Regions from separate parts of the Homo sapiens genome. Here regions 1 and 2 are each linked to region 3. Evidence: read pairs that join two places in POLR2A ChIA-PET (ENCODE). Cell type or tissue: GM12878. All regions are shown on one strand. Each heading gives the region's core, and the rest is flanking DNA. Links, peaks and the distances in the headings are about the cores only. Region 1 holds the start of MTTP (microsomal triglyceride transfer protein). Region 2 overlaps EIF4E (eukaryotic translation initiation factor 4E). Region 3 overlaps TSPAN5 (tetraspanin 5).

Region 1 (5,870 bases), core at 1,047-5,046, 1.1 Mb after region 3:
CAATTTTTTTCTAATTGAAGCAGATTTTTAAAGATGTCATTTGGAGGAGTCCTTTACTGGTAAATTTTCAGTTTTAGTTTTTCTGGAAAATCTCTATTTCAAGTTTATACTTAAAAGACATCTTTACAGAATATATATAGAATACTTAATTCACAAGTATTTTCTCTCAGCACATTGAAGACAACATTCTAATGTCTCCTAATTTTCATTGATACTGTTAATAATTTAGTAGTTGTCTGCTTCTCTTTCTTCTTGAAAATAATCTGTCCTCTCTATCTAGTTCCTTTAAATATCTTCTCTCTCTCTCTGATATTCTGCAGTTTAATTATGATGTATCTACTTGTGTGTATGTGTGTTTTAAAAATTATCCTGCTTAAGACTTATTGAGCCTCGTGAATCTGTGGATTGGTATCTGTGATAGGCAGACAATGGCTCCCCAAAGATCTTAAATGTCTTAATCTCCAGAACCTGTGATAGTCTAAGTTAAGGTTGTAGATGAAATTAAAGTTACCAATCCACAGACCTCAGGGTAAAAAGATTATCCTGGATTATTTAGGCAGGCCCAGTATAATCACAAGGATTCATAAAACGGAAGAGGGAGACAGAAGAGATGGTCAGAGTGATATGAAGTAAAAAGGATTCAGCTTACTCTTGCTGGATTTGTAAATGCAGGAAGGGACCACGAGTCAAGGAATGCAGGTAGCTTCTAGAAGCTAGAAAAGGTAAGAAACAAATTCTCCCCTAAAGCCTCCAGAAAGGGATACACCTGCCAATACTTTCATTTTATCCCTGTGAGACCAGTGTTAGACTTCTGACCTCCAAGAGTATAAGACAATAAATCTGCTGTTTTAAGCCACTAAGTTTTGTGGTAATTTGTTATGGTAGCTATGGAGAACTGATACAGTGCCTTTCAATAGTTCTTGGAAATTCTTCAAATATATTCCCCAAATATTGCCTTTGCACCACTCACTCTATCCTCTATATCTCTTGACCTCTCTTTAACATTTTTTATTTTCTTATTTTGGTAATTATTTAAAACAATTGGCTTCTTGTTCCACTTCAAATAAATTCATATTTTTATATCTACATATTAAGAATTAGTTCATAAATGTAATTGTTGTATCGTATATACTTTAAAAGGAAAATTGCATTTATACTTGGATATTATTATATTTTAGGTTTTGAAATTTCTTTTTTTAAATGTCTGATAAATTTATTCTGATCAAAATTAAAATCTTATTGTATTTACAGTAGTCTACTAAAAGAGTTTACATCAATTCTCTCCTTTAAATGCTAGCAATTCAGTTTTGTGTGGTCAAAGATAATTTAGAATCCTTTTATGGTAACTGATATGATACAAAGGATTTTTTTGGTTGTTGTCAAATTTGTATGTGCGTATATATGTATAGGGGGTAGAAAATTTGGTTAGTGACTCTATTTTGGAAAAATGAATGTTCTTTTTGGAGTTTTAGATTCCCAGTGTTTCAAACCAAGTTTGCTTTTGATAAGGAATTCAGTGAATCTTTATTTTCTCGTAGAGAATTTTTAAACAATACCTTTCAAAATATTGTATGTATTCCTATATAATTTTGCCTTGGAATAAAAAAAGTCATCACATTAAGAATATTTTTAACTTAAGAAATTTTTTCAAGATTCTTTCAAAATGCTAACTCCCTCATTGATTTGAAAATACTTTTAGAGTTTAAACTATTATGACCATGTAGGGATAACTTAAAGTGTCCTTCTAAATTTTTTTTTCATTAATGTCATGCTTCTTTCTAAGAACAAAGTGTTTCAATGTTATAAACAGACTGTTTTTTCACATAGCTTTCATACATCCTGACTTTCTATATCTAGTAGGGTAATACATTTCCTTCCAACCTTTAGTGGGGTGAAGTTCATTTGTCTTCTAATCTAAGAAAATACGTTAACTCCTGACAACCTCTGACACTCAACAGAAACACAACTGTACTTTGGAATTAATCATCCATCTTTATTTCATAGTCTCCTTATTTATCAATGCAAATGGAAGTATAGCAAATATTTCACAGTGTCATGTACTACCTAAGGAATTTCATTGCAATAGCATTGTTTTGAAATGTATCATTTGATTTTGATCTAACTATCATAGATCAGTTTTACCCCTGTATGTTCAGCCTGAATGTCTAACCACAATTTCACAAAAATCAAGGGCTCTGTTAGTTTTCATACAAAATTGTGATGACTTATTATGAAGACAGTCCCAATTAACAATTGCATGTCATCTGTAAGAAATCAATTTTTTTCTCACTCCCCACCTGTAATTTTTTTTAAGCAAAGAAGAATACTTGGGTCTAGGTTTCAAGGTTTATTTTTCTGTAGTCCTAATATCACTTCAGTAAATTAATCTGAGACTCATTTTTCTAATATGTCAAATGACTGTTGTAAGGATTATTATAAAAACGTAAGGTGATTAACAAAGTATGTAATTGTTCCATAGATGGCAGCTCTTGTTTTTTTACTGTGCTTTGCTTCTGCCCTGCTTCACATATTATGTAAAATAGCTGGTGAGTTTTAGGAGGTAGTGCTCACATGTTTGCACAGTGTTTGCTGTGGACGATCAACAGTAACAGAAGAGCATACTTCTTCGATACACAGAGTTTACTGAATTTGGAAAGGCTTTGGCATTCTTATGTCATCTGTAATGAAACAATCTCCAGAAGTCTTTTCTAAAATGTCCTTGTAAAAAGAAAAAAGTTATGTTTATATTTTATAAAAGGATGATGTTATTTATAACCAGCAGAAGCAGCCTTATTTGAACATCTTATGTTGAAATTGCTACTTAATACAGTGACTCATAGGAGCTTTCTAGTGGAAATCAAATGCTCAAATGAAATAGAATTTAGTTTGTTAGGCAATAGTGATATGTCTTTTATTGGTTGGACTCTGGAAAACACTTGACAACGAATAGTACTTTACCCGAAGGGCACGTATCATGCACCACATAGCCTAACCACAAACATTAAAGGTCTTGTAACTGTGAGCCTCAAATGAAAATACATAAGGACAGCTCTCATACAATCAAATACAATACAAACTAGCTTTTAATTTAAATAAATATGTAAGTAAAGTTCAAGTGACTATAATGATTTTATATCCCTATGTATGTATCACAGAAATTGTGGCAAACTGTAGAAATCTATTCAAATGGAAAGTAACAAAGCACTTTCACATTGCCTTGTATTCAAAATCCCTACTCTTCATAAAAACTTATATTTCTTTAACAAAGCTACTTTTCTGTTTAACTCCCGGAAAACTTCGTATTTATAACTTAAGGGGGTTTCTCCAACCAAACAATTTATTTTTGCTAGGTACTATAGCTATATTTTTTATACAAAATTTGTGACAGCAAATGAAATTCTAATCCCAATAGAAGAACAAACAATTTTCATGTTTCGATCTTCATATATATAATTCAAGAGGAAATATGCTTAACTTTGTAGATTTTTACATTTTAAATTGCATTGTGTCTGTATCAAGTCTACTATCTTTTACCTAGATTGTCTGGAAGATTTAAGCTCAAGGTTACGGTTTGAGAAAAGGGTTTTGAGAGTGACCAGGATAGATTTAAGAATTCATTTTATACTAAAATATGGCCATAAATATTTTTAAATACATTCAAATAGCCCTTTGCTGGCACATTTTTTCCCTTCTTTGCCAAAACATTCCCACAGGCGGCCTAAGTCACCTCATTTTATAGGTTTAGTAGGTTTAGCAGGCTTTATGTGCTCTAGTAGGGTTAGTAGGTTTTGTTCATATCAGGTCTCTCTCATGGGAGTTTCCAGGGACAAGGATTGCTTCAGTTAGTATGGCCTTAGCCATACTAGGGTATTTGCTTTAATTCTACAGAAGTTTTCTAATTAATATTCTGTAGCAAAAGAACTAAGATCTGGAATTCCCCCTCTTAATCTCTTCCTAGAAATGAGATTCAGAAAGGACAGGACTGCATCCAGCCTGTTTGGGAACTCAGACAAATGTGTGTTGTCACAGACACAAATAGAGGTCTACTATGAAATAATTGGCTTGCTAGTGTGCTAATGACAGACAATGCTGATTTGCTCCAACCTCATACAGTTTCACACATAAGGACAATCATCTATGTTTCATGAAAGTTCTATCTACTTTAACATTATTTTGAAGTGATTGGTGGTGGTATGAATTAACAGTTTAAATTTAAATCCTAAAATTCAGTGTGAATTTTTTATAATAGCATAAAAATTCAAAGATGTCCATACAAGAAAAATTAAAATTTGGTTAGGTTTAGCAGAGTTTGAGAATCCTTACTACCCTCCCACATAGTATTGTAATGTGAATATAGGCAGTTACTATTACAGGCATAATGATGATTATGTATTAAGCAGAAAGAAGTATCACCACCAGTTTTTTTCTTTGAATGCCCCTCAGTACTTCTGCATTTATAGGATGGTAGACTGGTTTGGTTTAGCTCTCAAAAGTGAAAACATTTAAAGTTTCCTCATTGGGTGAAAAAAATTAAAAAGAGTGAGAGACTGAAAACTGCAGCCCACCTACGTTTAATCATTAATAGTGAGCCCTTCAGTGAACTTAGGTCCTGATTTTGGAGTTTGGAGTCTGACCTTTCCCCAAAGATAAACATGATTGTTGCAGGTTCTGAAGAGGGTCACTCCCTCACTGGCTGCCATTGAAAGAGTCCACTTCTCAGTGACTCCTAGCTGGGCACTGGATGCAGTTGAGGATTGCTGGTCAATATGATTCTTCTTGCTGTGCTTTTTCTCTGCTTCATTTCCTCATATTCAGCTTCTGTTAAAGGTAAGTTTGTGTTGCCTTTTGCTAAACTTTAATTTCCATCTTTGGAGTTGGAGGCAGATACGTGCGTGTGTGTGTGTTTGTGTGAGTGAATAGTGAAAGAGTTTCTGACTAAACTATCTTCAAAACCATGTAACTTTGGAATGTTTGTGAAAGCATGGCTGAGTTGAAATGAAAACCAAATTCAAATCCCTACAAACATTAAGAAAACAGATATTTCTTTTAGTTTCAGTTCCTCAGACCAGTGTGTTCTTGCTTCAATTTCTCATTCATGGTCTGTTTTTAAAAGAAGGAAAAAAGATACCCACTATTGTTACCTGCTGTTGTTGGTCACATTGAATGCAGCTCCTTCATTTGAATTGTAAATGAGGATTTTTTTTAAAAACCGAGTTCTTAAATTTTCTTTTAGTTGCTTAGCAATGTGACCTCAAGAAGAATTAGACCCAATGAAAAAGGCATTTGATTTGCCAAAGAATTATGAATGAAATGGCACAACATATATTTAATTCCGTTACAATTAAAAAATGATAGAATTCATAGTGAATTAAAGAAAATTAAATTTCCTGATACAGATTTAAGAAATAAGACATTATCTTTGGAAAAATAATGTTGCTACTTACAGTTTCTATTTTAAGATGAAATTAATTTTAAAAATACATATGAATTAATACCATTGAAAAGGCAAGTGAAAAAACATTTTATGAGGAATGGTTTCATAAAACTGTTGTGAAGTGTATTAATATAGAATCATGTTTCAGATCAGCTACATTATAAACATCGGTTTTCCAAATGCTGCATTGTGTAAAATGATCACTTTTTAGTTTCTTAGGAAGACACACTGTTAAAAACCAATTGATATAACAACATAGCGTTATAGGGACCAATTTTAAAACCATGTACTCTAAGTAATTGATAGAAAACAATTCACTTATAAACTTATAAAACCTGTTAGGGATAAATGTGGCTTTTGATATTAAAGTAAAGTTTGCCTCAGGATTTTTTGTGTAGAAAATTTCCACATGAGGAAAAAAACCTAATCTTCATTA
Region 2 (5,870 bases), core at 956-4,955, 390 kb after region 3:
GTAGTGCTTCCTTATATTACCCCTTCCTTCACTTTCTGTAGCTGAACTGGAAAACCAGCTGTGTCCATATTAGAAATGTAAATGCTACATATGGCAAAGACAGCTGCAATTATTTCTACAAGGTACTAATACAACATTCTAGTAAATTGAAGTCACTATATTAAATAAAGGTATGAAATAATGAGCAGAAGGACAGACACAGTAAGAACAGAAAAGGATGGTGCTTTATGATTTTGAAAAGCTCACACCTCATCCAAACTATGAGTTTTTACTTGATAGGGAACATTTACTAAGCAGTAACTACCAGGCCATGTGCTACATTATTTTCATACATATTATCTCAACATACTATAAATCATCTCAATATAGTCAATCTTCATAATCCCGTGAAACAACCATTATTCTCTCCACTCTTCAGACAAATCTGAAGTCCTGGAAAAGTAAACATGTCATTTAAATCCAGGACTACCAGGGTTTACGGCTAAGAACACCACATGTCCTAGTTCTACCTGTTTGTTGTTTCAGTATAATTGTTAACAGAACTCTCACTCCCAAAGGTGGCCAGGACTGAATAATAAATTATATGGTTACAAAGATTCTCTTTCTAGGCAACATAAATCTATAATATATACTGTGCTCTGTTCTACAGCCTCAGGCTCAACACCTTTGCTCATCTTGCCAATGCATGTGACTGCCAATAAACTAGTAAAAAAGGCATGAATGGTACACCTCACCCTTCCTCCCAGACACACAAAAAAACCCACTACCAGGAAAAAAAGCAACTATATAGTGAGTTTGTATTATTATGCACAGCAGGACACTAAATACCCATTGGTCAAATATCTCACATATACAGGTAAGTGTAAGTAAAAACCTCTTTTATGTGTACAAATAACTTTAATGAGAACATTATTTAATACAAATATGTAAACAGACTTCATACGTTTCTGTTCCTTGTAGTATCTACTGTTAGTTCTCAGTTTTGTCATTCATTTGACAAATTAAATCAGGCAAAGAAATGTACACAATCACATAAAAAGAATCACGTTCTCACACTTGAACACACAGCAGTGGTCAAAAATAATGAAATGTAAACTGGACCCCATGATTTAATGCAAAAAACACCCTGTACATAAAAGTTTCAGGCTTCTAACTCCACTGAATCCAGTACTAAATGTTCTTTATATTCCTCAGCTTCTTCCAAGTCCTTTTCACTTTCTAAAATCTGCCAAAGAACAGTATATGCAGCTTCCAACCTGTGCTGGCAAACAAGGCTTATCACCTGGGATTCTCGCAGACTTTCTGCCTGCTTTTTAATGGCATCATTTTCACCATCTTCAGCTCTCATTTTTTTTCTTTCCTTCTTGTTTTGCTTCTTTTTCATGCATCACTTTTTCTCGACCAACTGCTTCACCACAGGAGTCTTAATTTGTCTCAGGACAGGATCAGCCATGGTCCCCCAAGCGCCATGAGAAGGGTGGGACAGAGAGCCAGGGTAATCATGGAGGAGGCGGCTGTCAGTCCTCAGTTCTTTTCAACAAACCATGCATTTCCTCACAGCACCCTCAAATATGTAAATTAGTATAATTAATTAACTAGTACACAAGAACAAATATAGTCTTACCACCTGTCTTGTAAGAAATAAAAAATTTGGTGAAAACACTGAAAAACTGCCTCAGGCTATTAAACTGTTTTGGTTTTTAGCTTTCAAACATCTATTTACAGTAAAGGAATACCAGCTAATCTGGCATCACTCATGAAAGTGTGGCTGTGGATTTTGCAGTCTTCCTTATCTGTAATAAAGGATCAAAACTATGACTTTTATACTCCTCCCTTAACCGAGAAAGTTGAAATAAAAAACACATGGAGATTTAGCAAAATACAAATCTTTCAACATTAAAACACTGCTCACATGGAAAAAATTTTTTCATGTAAAAGTCCCTGAGACATCATATATCAATCATGATTCAAAAGACAGTACTTCTTAAAGTGCTTTTCAATTAATATAAAATGGCAACTAAACAATAACAAAAAATCACTAGTAACTGGATTACTAAAGAGTTGTGATGATGTGTACAAATTGTGCAGTGTCCAAAAATACTACAAAAATTCAATAGCTGTTTATTTAAATAATAACCTAAATACTTGATCAAAATAAGTAGCACTAACTCATGAGTGAATAGAGCTGATTAAGTTTGTTGGGCTATAGCTAAATATTTACATTTCTGGATACTCAGCAAGCTATACTTGAACACATTTTATTAATTAAAAAAAATCCCAACAGTCTACACTTGCATTTCTGATCTTCAAATAAACAGTTTTAAAACTTGGATGGATTCTTTTTTTTTTTTTGAGACAGATTCTCACTCTGCCACACAGGCTGGAGTGCAGTGGCATGATCTCGGCTCACTGCAACCTCCACCTCCTGGGTTCAAGCAGTTCTCTTGCCTCAGCTTCACGAGTAGCTGGGACTACAGGCATGCACCACCACACCTGGCTAATTATTTGTATTTTAAGTAGAGACGAGGTTTCACCACTTTGGCCCAGCTGGTCTTGAACTCCTCCTGACCTCAAGTGATCCGCCCACCTTGGCCTCCTAAAGTGCTGGAATTACAGGCATGAGCCACCGCACCAGGCCTAAAACTTGGATGAATCCTTTTTTTTTTCCCTTTGAGACAGAGTCTTGCCCTGTTGCCCAGGCTGGATTGCAGTGGCGCGATCTCGGCTCACTGCAACTTCCATCTCCTGGGTTCAAGCAGTTCTCTACCTCAGCCTCCCAAGTAGCTGGGATTACAGGCGCCTGCCACCACGCCCGGCTAATTTTTGTATTTTTAGTACAGACAGGGGTTTCACCATCTTGGCCAGACTGGTCTTGAACTCCTGACCTCGTGATTCACCCGCCTCGGCCTCCCAAAGTGCTGGGATTACAGGTGTGAGCCACCGCGCCCAGCACATTCTTAACTACTAGAAAGAGTTGTAGGAGGCTGGGAACACTGGCTCACACCTGTAATCCCAGCACTTTGGGAGGCCGAGGCGGGTGGAGCATCTGAGGTTGGGAGTTTGAGACCAGCCTGACCAACATGGAGAAATCCCATCTCTACTAAAAATACAAAATTAGCAGGGCGTGGTGGCACATACGCCTGTAATCCCAGCTACTCGGGAAGCTGAGGCAGGAGAATCGCTTGAACCCGGGAGGCAGAGGTTGCAGTGAGCTGAGATCAAGCCACTGCACTCCAGCCTGGGCAACAAGAGCGAAACTCTGTCTCAAAAAAAAAAAAAAAAAAAAAAAAAGAAGACTTGTGGTCACCTTTTAACATTTTAAAATAAATTTTTTTAAAGAACATTCTTAAGGGAGCACTAACATGTACCTACTGATCAAATTACTTTGCACATATTATATAGCTTAAGCCAACATCACAAATTCAGTCTGGGTTTGGGGAGGTGATAACACAGACACAAGAAATAACAGATGTGTGATCTAGGATGACAAGGCTAATGATAAAATTTAAATGTCACTACTATTTAAACCAAAGGCTACCAGAAGATTCATAATTTAAAATAACTAGAAAAATTTACAGGCCGGGCACAGTGGCTCACGCATATAATCCCAGCACTTTGGGAGGTCGAGGCGGGCGGATCACGAGGTCAGGAGTTCAAGACCCACATGACTAACATGGTGAAACCCCATCTCTACCAAAAACACAAAATTAGCTGGGCATGGTGGCGCATGCCTGTAATCCCAGTTACTTGGGAGGCTGAAGCAGGAGAATCACTTGAACCCGGGAGAGGGAAACTGCAGTGAGCCAAGATCGCGCCACTGCACTCCAGCCTAGATAACAAGAGCAAAACTCCGTCTCGAAAAAAAAAAAGAAGAAAAAGAAAAAGAAAAATTTACATACGGCCAGGCACGGTGGCTCATGCCTGTAATCCCAACACTTTGGGAGGCCAACACGGGTGGATCATGAGGTCAGGAAATTGAGACCATCCTGGCCAACATAGTGAAACCCAGCCGCTACTAAAAAATACAAAAATTAGCTGGGCGTGGTGGTGCATGCCTGTAATCCCAGCTACGAAGGAGGCTGAGGCAGGAGAATCGCTTGAACCAGGGAATCAGAGATTGCAGTGAGCTGAGATCGCACCACTGCACTCCAGCATAGCGAAAGCAAGACTCCATCTCAAAAAAAAAACCACAAAGAAAAGAAAAATTTACATACGTTGAACATTATGCAAAAGTAAAAAAATGATTCAAAATATATCAACACTAAAATGGCATTACAACCAGTGCACAAAACTGTTGACTGCAGTAACATGATAATTTCCATTTCAATTATTCCTTAAAGCTTTATAAGAAGTATTTGAAAGGCAAATCTTTTAAAGAATTTAACTGCTATTTAAACGTTTATACATTTTAAAACTTAGAAAACATAACTAAAATTTCATGATACTAAATTCTAGTTTTTTAAAAAAATCAATCTTTACATGTCACAGTTCAAACAAATGAGCAGTTACTGTTAAAATTCTATGTGTTTTGCCGGGTGTGGTGGCTCACGCCTGTAATCCCAGCATTTTGGGAGGCCGAGGCAGGCGGATCACCTGAGGTCAGGTGTTCGAGACCAGCCTGGTCCAACATGGTGAAACCGCGTCTCTACTAAAAATACAAAAATTAGCCAGGTGTAGTGGCACGCGCCTGTAATCCCAGCTACGTGGGAGGCTGAGGCAGGAGAATTGCTTGAACCTGGGAGGCAGAGGTTGCAGTGAGCCAAGGTAGTGTCACTGCATTCCAGCCTGGGCAACAGAGCAAGACTCCATCTCAAAAAAAAAAAAAATTCTATGTGTTCATTTTCAAAAGTTAAAGGTTATAATTTCAATGTAAACTGTAGCTTTAATAAGGTCATTTTGTTTTCTGTAACAACTTCTTATCCAACAAATTTTTTTTTTCTTCTTTTCTTGCCTTCAGAGGAGGGTATCACTATTACTTAGGCTGGAGTGCAGGGGTGCAATCACAGCTCACTGCAGCCTCAAACTCCTAGGCTCAAGAGACGATACTGAATAGCTGGGACTACAGGCATGAGCCACCATGCCCAGCTAATTTTTAGAGACAGGTCTCACTATATTGCTCAGCCTGGTCTCAAACTCTTGGCCTCAAGTGATCCTCCTGCCTCAGCCTTCGAAGTTGCTAGGATTACAGGCATGAGCCACCACACCTGCCTTTTTATGTACCAAGGTTTTAAAATCACCTTTCAAAAGAAAATATTTTGAAGAAATATATACCTTAAAAAAATTTACAAAACCAGGTATAGTCATCAGTTTCATATGTTCCCAGGATTACAGAGTGGAATACAACCTTCTATTTACTTAGTTTAAGTTTTACTTAATTTAAGTTAAACTATCAAGCTTCCAAACGTAAAAGGATCTACTGAGTTCCAAGCCAAAACTAAATGGGAAAATAGAAAAATAATAAAATTAAAATAAAAACATCTACATTCTTTAACCTAGTAATTAGACTTCTAAGAGACAACACATCTATCAACAGATATAACCAAAAGGTAACAGATAAACAAACCACGGCGTTTATGATGTAAGCACTAAACATGTTTGTAAAAATTACTTTAAAACTAATACAAATGTGGAGAAAAGCAGATTACAGAACCATATAAAAATGAGCACTTAAAAAAAAAAAAAGGCCAGGCACGGTGGCTCACACCTGTAATCCCAGCACTTTGAGGCCGAGGTGGGCGGATCACGAGGTCAGGAGTTTAAGACCAGCCTGGCCAACATGGTGAAACCTCGTCTCTACTAAAAATACAAAAATTAGCCAGGCGTGGTGGCGCATGCCTGTAATCCCAGCTACTTGGGAGGCTGAGGCAGGA
Region 3 (5,870 bases), core at 897-4,896:
TATCCCGGGACCTGTGGTTGCACTCCTTATGCTGGGTTCCATGCAATCCCCTGGGCTCCTATTTTAAGTAAGCGCCTCTCATCTTAGCTAAAGCTACTTTGGGGGCATTCTGTTACATGCAGCCAAAAGCATTCTGCTATGGTTTGAGCACGGTTTGTCTGCCCTCACCAAAATGAATGTTGAAATTTGATCCCCAATGTGGTGGTGTCAGAAGGTGGGGCTTAGTGGGAGGTGTTTGGGTCATGGGGGCAGAGCTCTCATGAATGGCTTGCAGCTGTTCTAGAGGTAACTGAACACTTGTATTAACAGTAGTGAGTTCTTGCTCTCCTGAGACTGGATTAGTTCTCTGGGAATGAATTATTTCCCACAAGAGTTGGTTGGCATTAAGTGAGATTCCTTCTCCTGTTTGATCCCTCTTTGCACGTGTCTGTCTCCCCTTTGTGCATCTCACCATGTTATGATGCAGCATGGAAGCCCTTGCCAGAAACCAGGGCCATGCCCTTGAACTTCCCAGCCTGCAGAACCATGAGCTAAGTAAATGTCTCTTCTTTATAAATCACCCAGTCTCGGGTATTCTATTGTAGCAACACCACAAAACAGATTAAGACTGGTCCTAAGACATAAATAAGAGACCAGATCAATTGCTTTCATGCTTTAATCCTGTGACAAGCTTACAGTAAGCTACAAGATATGCAAAACAGGCATGAGACTGATGGTGCTCAGAGACTAATCATGCTCTGGCAGAGGGAAATTTCTTTCCAAATAATTGAATGGAGATACCAGTTGTTCTGAACTACTGGGCAAGATGTTGTTACTTGCTGTGTAAGGAATATATAATTCAGCCACACATCCACTTGCAGGAAAGAGCTGTCTGCTGCTTGCTTGTTGAACTATGGAAGCAGAATGATATGGCTAAAATCCACAGAATGGTTCCTGAAAAACACCACATAGCAGAGCCTGGGAAAGGGGTGAGGCAGGGGAGGAGGTCTATTTGGAGGTATCCAAGCATTTTTGGAACTGTGTTCTCTGTTTTCCCAGAGGATGAAAGGGCTCTTTGCCTTTGAACTTGCACTACACCAGGAGAAGGCCAGGCACCCCTTGAAGAAATGTCTACAATCCAGGGACAGTCTTGTTTGCAAACTCTTTTGTTAGGGTTTGGAACTTGACATTTTGGCAAGGACTAGTCATCTGAGATGGGGAGGGGAGAGAAGGGAGGGCTGTGCAAGCAATCAAACTGATACTCTTCTTGGAAATTACCCAAGCAATGCAGGCACGTAAAAGGGAAAGTGAGGGATGAGCCATCCTCTTTTGGATGGAAACATGGAGGCTGCAAGTTTACAGCCCACTAATCTTTGCTTGTCTCAGTAAAAGAAAGGCTTGCACTATTCCATCTGTAACTCCCTGATTAGATAAATCCAAGGCTGAAAAACATACCAGAGAAATGTTCTGAAGGCTGAGAAAGACTGAGGAATAACTCAAGCACTTCAAATCAGAGGCATGAGAAGTAAGTTATCTATAGACAAACATCAGCCTTTGTAGGAATAAACTGCGGTTTGCATTAGACAGCTGAGTTATAAGCTCTCTCTAATGGTAGCTTCGAAAGTTTAATACTGTCAGATGCACACTGTTTTTATGTTGAAACATCTTGACTTTTTTTTTTTTTTTTTTAACTTTTCCTAGGCTCAAGTGATCCTCCCCCCTTTAGCCTCCAAAAGTGCTGGGATTACAGGCGTGAGCCACACCACACCCAGTCTATCCTGACATTTAAAAACAAGGTATGATAAAGGTTAATGCAAATAAAAACCAAAATAGAATTATTCTTTAAGGTAAAAGTAGGATTATATCATTCAACTTATTTAATGAATATCTTCAGTATATACCAGCCACCATGCTAGGTGCCAGGGATAGAAGGGTGAAAAAGAAAATGAATGATATCTTTTCTTAAAGAGCTAATGGTCTGGTGGGAGTGGGTGGGAGATACATAAATAAAATGACAACTCAATTACAGAAATGGAGCATTCCCAGAGATGCACATGGGTTGCCACAGAAACTATGAGATCACTGCAGGGGTCAGAGGAAGCTTCCTAGGAAGTGACACTTGAACTGTATTTTAAAGAGACGGCGATAGAAAGACTATCTCCTGTAGAGGCAACAGCTTATCCAAAAGGATCAAAGCCTGAAACAGCATCTCCCTTCAGGAACCTGCAAGTGGTTCCAGGGCTGGAGCAGAGAGAGCCAGACAAGGCACTAGGCAGGCTATGGTCCCGCACCAGTGGTAGCACCAGGGAACTTGTCAGAAATGCAAATTCTGAGGCAGCTCGAGACCTACTACATCAGAAACTCTGGGGGCAGGGCCCAGCAAGTTCTGTCTTCTTAACAAGCCCTGCAGGTAATTGTGACATGTGTTGAAGTTTGAGAACCTCTGGGCTAGAAGGGTTAAGGCCTGATCAGCATAGCTGTATGTGTTATGGGTACCAAGGGACCAGCAAGCCATGGGAAGCCAACCAAGGATTTTAAGCAAAACAAGTTATCAGATTTGCATTTCAGAAACATCTTTCCAGCACAGTACAAAGAATGAATTGAAGAGAGATGAGACTGCAGGTAGCAAGACAAATTGGGAGGCTACTAATTTGGTGAGAATGACATCAGCTGAAAAAGGAAGAGGCAGCCGCAGCAAGATGGAGACAGCAGATGAAAAGGCAGAGACTCTATGGACTCAGTGGCAGGAAGCAGCAGGGTACAAGGTTAAAATTATGGGCCTTTAGGTCCAGGTGCAATGGCTCAGTCTGTAGTCCCAGCACTTTGGGAGGCCAATGTGGGAGGATTGCTTGAGTCCAGGAGTTTGAGACCAGCCTGGGCAACACAGTGAATATAAAAAATAAATATGAAAATAAAATTAAAAAGATTAGCCGGGCATGGTGGTATGTGTCTGTGGTCACAGCTACTTGGGAGGCTGAGTGGGAGGATCGCTTGAGCCCAGGAGTTCAAGGTTACATTGAGGTATGATCACGTCACTGCATTCTAGCCTGAGTGAGACAGTGAGTCTGTTAGAAAGGAAAGGAAAGGAAAAACAAGAGGAAAGGCAAGGAAAAAAATGAATGGATGAAGGGGAATGTCCTGGGAGGTGAAGAAAAGAGTGCAGTCTAAGAAAACGTCCCAGTTTTTAGCTTAAACAACTTGGCAGGCTTTTGGTGTCATTTACAAAGTTAGGAATACTAGAAGTGGAGAATATTTGGAGAGAAATATCAGTTTTAGATTTCAGTTTTAGGCGTTATTACCAAGACAGATGTCAGACACTGATGTGGAAAGATTCTGACTCTTGCACAAGGAAATCTGGGGGCTGGACAGCAGTTGGCTCTAGAGTCAAACTTAGCTTAGCATTCAGGTTCCACCATTACTGGCTGTGTGACCTCAGACAAGTAATTTAACTTGTCAGTCCTCTACTTCTTCCTCTACAAAACACAGAGACAAGTGGAATCTATCTCGTGGGGTCATTGGGAAGACTAAATGAGATAACGCATGTGCTCAAATAACGTGCTTAAAGTGTGTGGCACATGAAAAGGTGCCTGGCATATGCCTGGCTCAATAAATAACTGACTGTGGTTATCATTAAGGCTACATATAGTCTGGAGGAAAGAGGATCAAGGCATTGTCTTAGAGAGCATGAAGATGTATGGGGCAGTGTACAGAGGGGACCAAAAGGGGAGATTCAGAAGAATTAGATAAAAGGGCAGCAGGAAACCAAGAAAGAGGTGCCACCAAAGCCCATAGAGCAATTACACATTAAGTAGGGGAAGGGGCCAGCTCTACTAAGCAAAGGGGTGGCAACAGTGGAGACTGTTTGTGTTCCGTTAAGTGAAAATTAAAACATAGAGCAACAAGAAAGCATTAAAAAAGTAACTTCCCTCAACTCAAATGAGTCCAGCATGACCACCAGACACTGGGCATTGTGTGGCTAGGTAAGATGAGTTGGGAGGCACGGAAACTGCCAAAAAGGAACTCAGGACTGGCCTGGGGGCACCTCTGTAATATCTGGAAATATCCGTTACCTTACGTAGGAGACAAAAGGGAGGCAGTGTTACACAATGTGTTCCAAAGACCATCAGACGGGGAGTCAGGAGCCCCCAGGTGTAGTGGCGAGCTGCAGAGTAACTGTGTGTGACCTTGGTCAAGTCACTGAATGATAGTCTCCTCAAGTGTAAATGGGTAATAACACCTGCTGCAATGTCACAAGACTGTGACTGTCAAACACAGGGAAGACATTTGGAAAAGAATATGTTGCATAGATACAGGATAAATTAAAATACCACCTTTTATCCATTTCTTAAAATAACAGAGATATAACGCTGCAGTTATGGCTGTGTCATCTGGTACCTGCACTGCCTTTAGAAGGCAGCACAGATTAGCCATTCATGGAATCGGTACTTATCTGGTGCCTATTTCCAGAAGAGTTTGTGTGGGGAGACAATTCTCACATCTACACTTTTTTGGGGGGCAGGGTGGGGGGGATAGAGTCTCGCTCTGTCGCCCAGGCTGGAGTGCAGTGGCGCAATCTCGGCTCACTGCAACCTCCACCTCCCCGGTTCAAGCGATTCTCCTGCCTCAGCCTCCTGAGTAGCTGGGATTACAGGTGCGTGCCACCACGCCTGGCTAATTTTTGTATTTTTAGTAGAGACAGGGTTTCACCATGTTGGTCAGGCGGGTCTTGAACTCCTGACTTCGTGATCCACCTGCCTCGGCTTCCCAAAGCACTGAGATTACAGGTGTGAGCCACCTTATCAGCAAGGCACTGACATTACAAGTGAGTCCTTCGTTACTATCTTTTCAAGAAAATTTGAACAGCAGATAGCCTTGAAAGATTCAGTGTTTCTTTACAGAGCAAGGGTCAGGGAGACTTACTGCCCATTATAAAAGATCGGAGTTCCCTAAGTTCAGGGTTCCTCTCCTAGAATACAACTCACTATGTATCACCTGGCCCTCTCTGCACCACCCTGTAAGAATTAGGGCTCAGGGAAAGTGTACAAAAATATTGATCCTCTGGTTCCTGGCATTGCTGTGATTAATAAAGTCCTATGTGTCTGCCCCAGCAGTGTGATGCCTTCTGCCAGGATTTGTGACACTGTGGCAGGATAACTTGTTTGCTGGCATGCAGGGTGAAATCTCAGACCCTTCACAGTCCTTGACACTCAGTGTTATTGTTCCACAGAAGAGTTTGGTGTCTTAGATTGTTCTCCAGCCCCCTGGCTTGCTTCAGCTTGCCCTGTGGGATGTCAGCACCATCAGAGCTGAGGAGGCTGCTGAGATATTAATAGCTATTTTTAAAACACTTATCACAAATGCTCTCTCTATGCCTATATATCTGTGTGTGTTTTTGAATTTTATTTTGTTTTTGTGGGTTCTGTTTTTTTTGTTTGTTTCACTGATGAAATCTTTCTTTTCTAAGAAACACAGGACATTTATACATTTAAAGAGAGGAAAAGTGACTGTTATTAAACAGATGTCTGTGCTACAGTCAATATATCATTCTTTCATTTTAAAGTGTTCTAATTTAACTGTAAATATTAAAAGTTCCTAAGAAATAACTCCATGTTTCAGGTACATTTTAGTAAACATCTTGCCTTTGAAATAATTGAAATGCCAGGAGAATGTAACTTCAAAGCTTCAGACATTGTACAGAATGAGCTGAATGGTGTTTCCTACACTTACACGCTCCCGTGGCCTATGTGCCCAACCCCCACATTAGGCAAATCCACTACAGAAAACTATACTCAGAGTACACTGACTTCTTGTTAGAATTCAGAAAGCTTCTTTAAAATGAAACCTGATTGATAACATTAGCAACAAAGTCATCCAAGAAGTCATCTCTGAGA

The links. ChIA-PET counts read pairs that join two places held together with the same protein. Peaks named below come from ENCODE experiments on the same cell type or tissue, not always from the same donor. Only the 100,000 strongest peaks of a DNase experiment are listed, where the experiment ranks them.
Region 1: POLR2A ChIA-PET joins it to region 3 with 7 read pairs; 1 of 35 experiments calls an interaction of 5 or more read pairs at or near these places.
Region 2: POLR2A ChIA-PET joins it to region 3 with 9 read pairs; 4 of 35 experiments call an interaction of 5 or more read pairs at or near these places.

Annotation. Positions count from the first base shown.
Region 1 is chr4:99,570,144-99,576,013 of GRCh38, forward strand. It overlaps MTTP (microsomal triglyceride transfer protein), which reads left to right and starts at 4,681. Exons shown (of 18, transcript NM_001386140.1): 1 at 4,681-4,827. The coding sequence starts at 4,767. In GM12878, for the core only: no CTCF peak of the experiment used is centred there; a DNase peak (open chromatin) is centred at 4,967; H3K4me3 peaks cover 297 bases; H3K27ac peaks cover 447 bases.
Region 2 is chr4:98,908,396-98,914,265 of GRCh38, forward strand. The region is part of intron 1 of EIF4E (eukaryotic translation initiation factor 4E); the gene reads right to left. It also overlaps the pseudogene TBCAP3. Among named protein-coding and RNA genes, the nearest start is that of EIF4E, 18 kb to the right of the region's middle. In GM12878, for the core only: no CTCF peak of the experiment used is centred there; no DNase peak of the experiment used is centred there.
Region 3 is chr4:98,516,445-98,522,314 of GRCh38, forward strand. The region is part of intron 1 of TSPAN5 (tetraspanin 5); the gene reads right to left. Among named protein-coding and RNA genes, the nearest start is that of TSPAN5, 140 kb to the right of the region's middle. RefSeq lists an enhancer at 2,404-2,483. In GM12878, for the core only: no CTCF peak of the experiment used is centred there; a DNase peak (open chromatin) is centred at 2,467.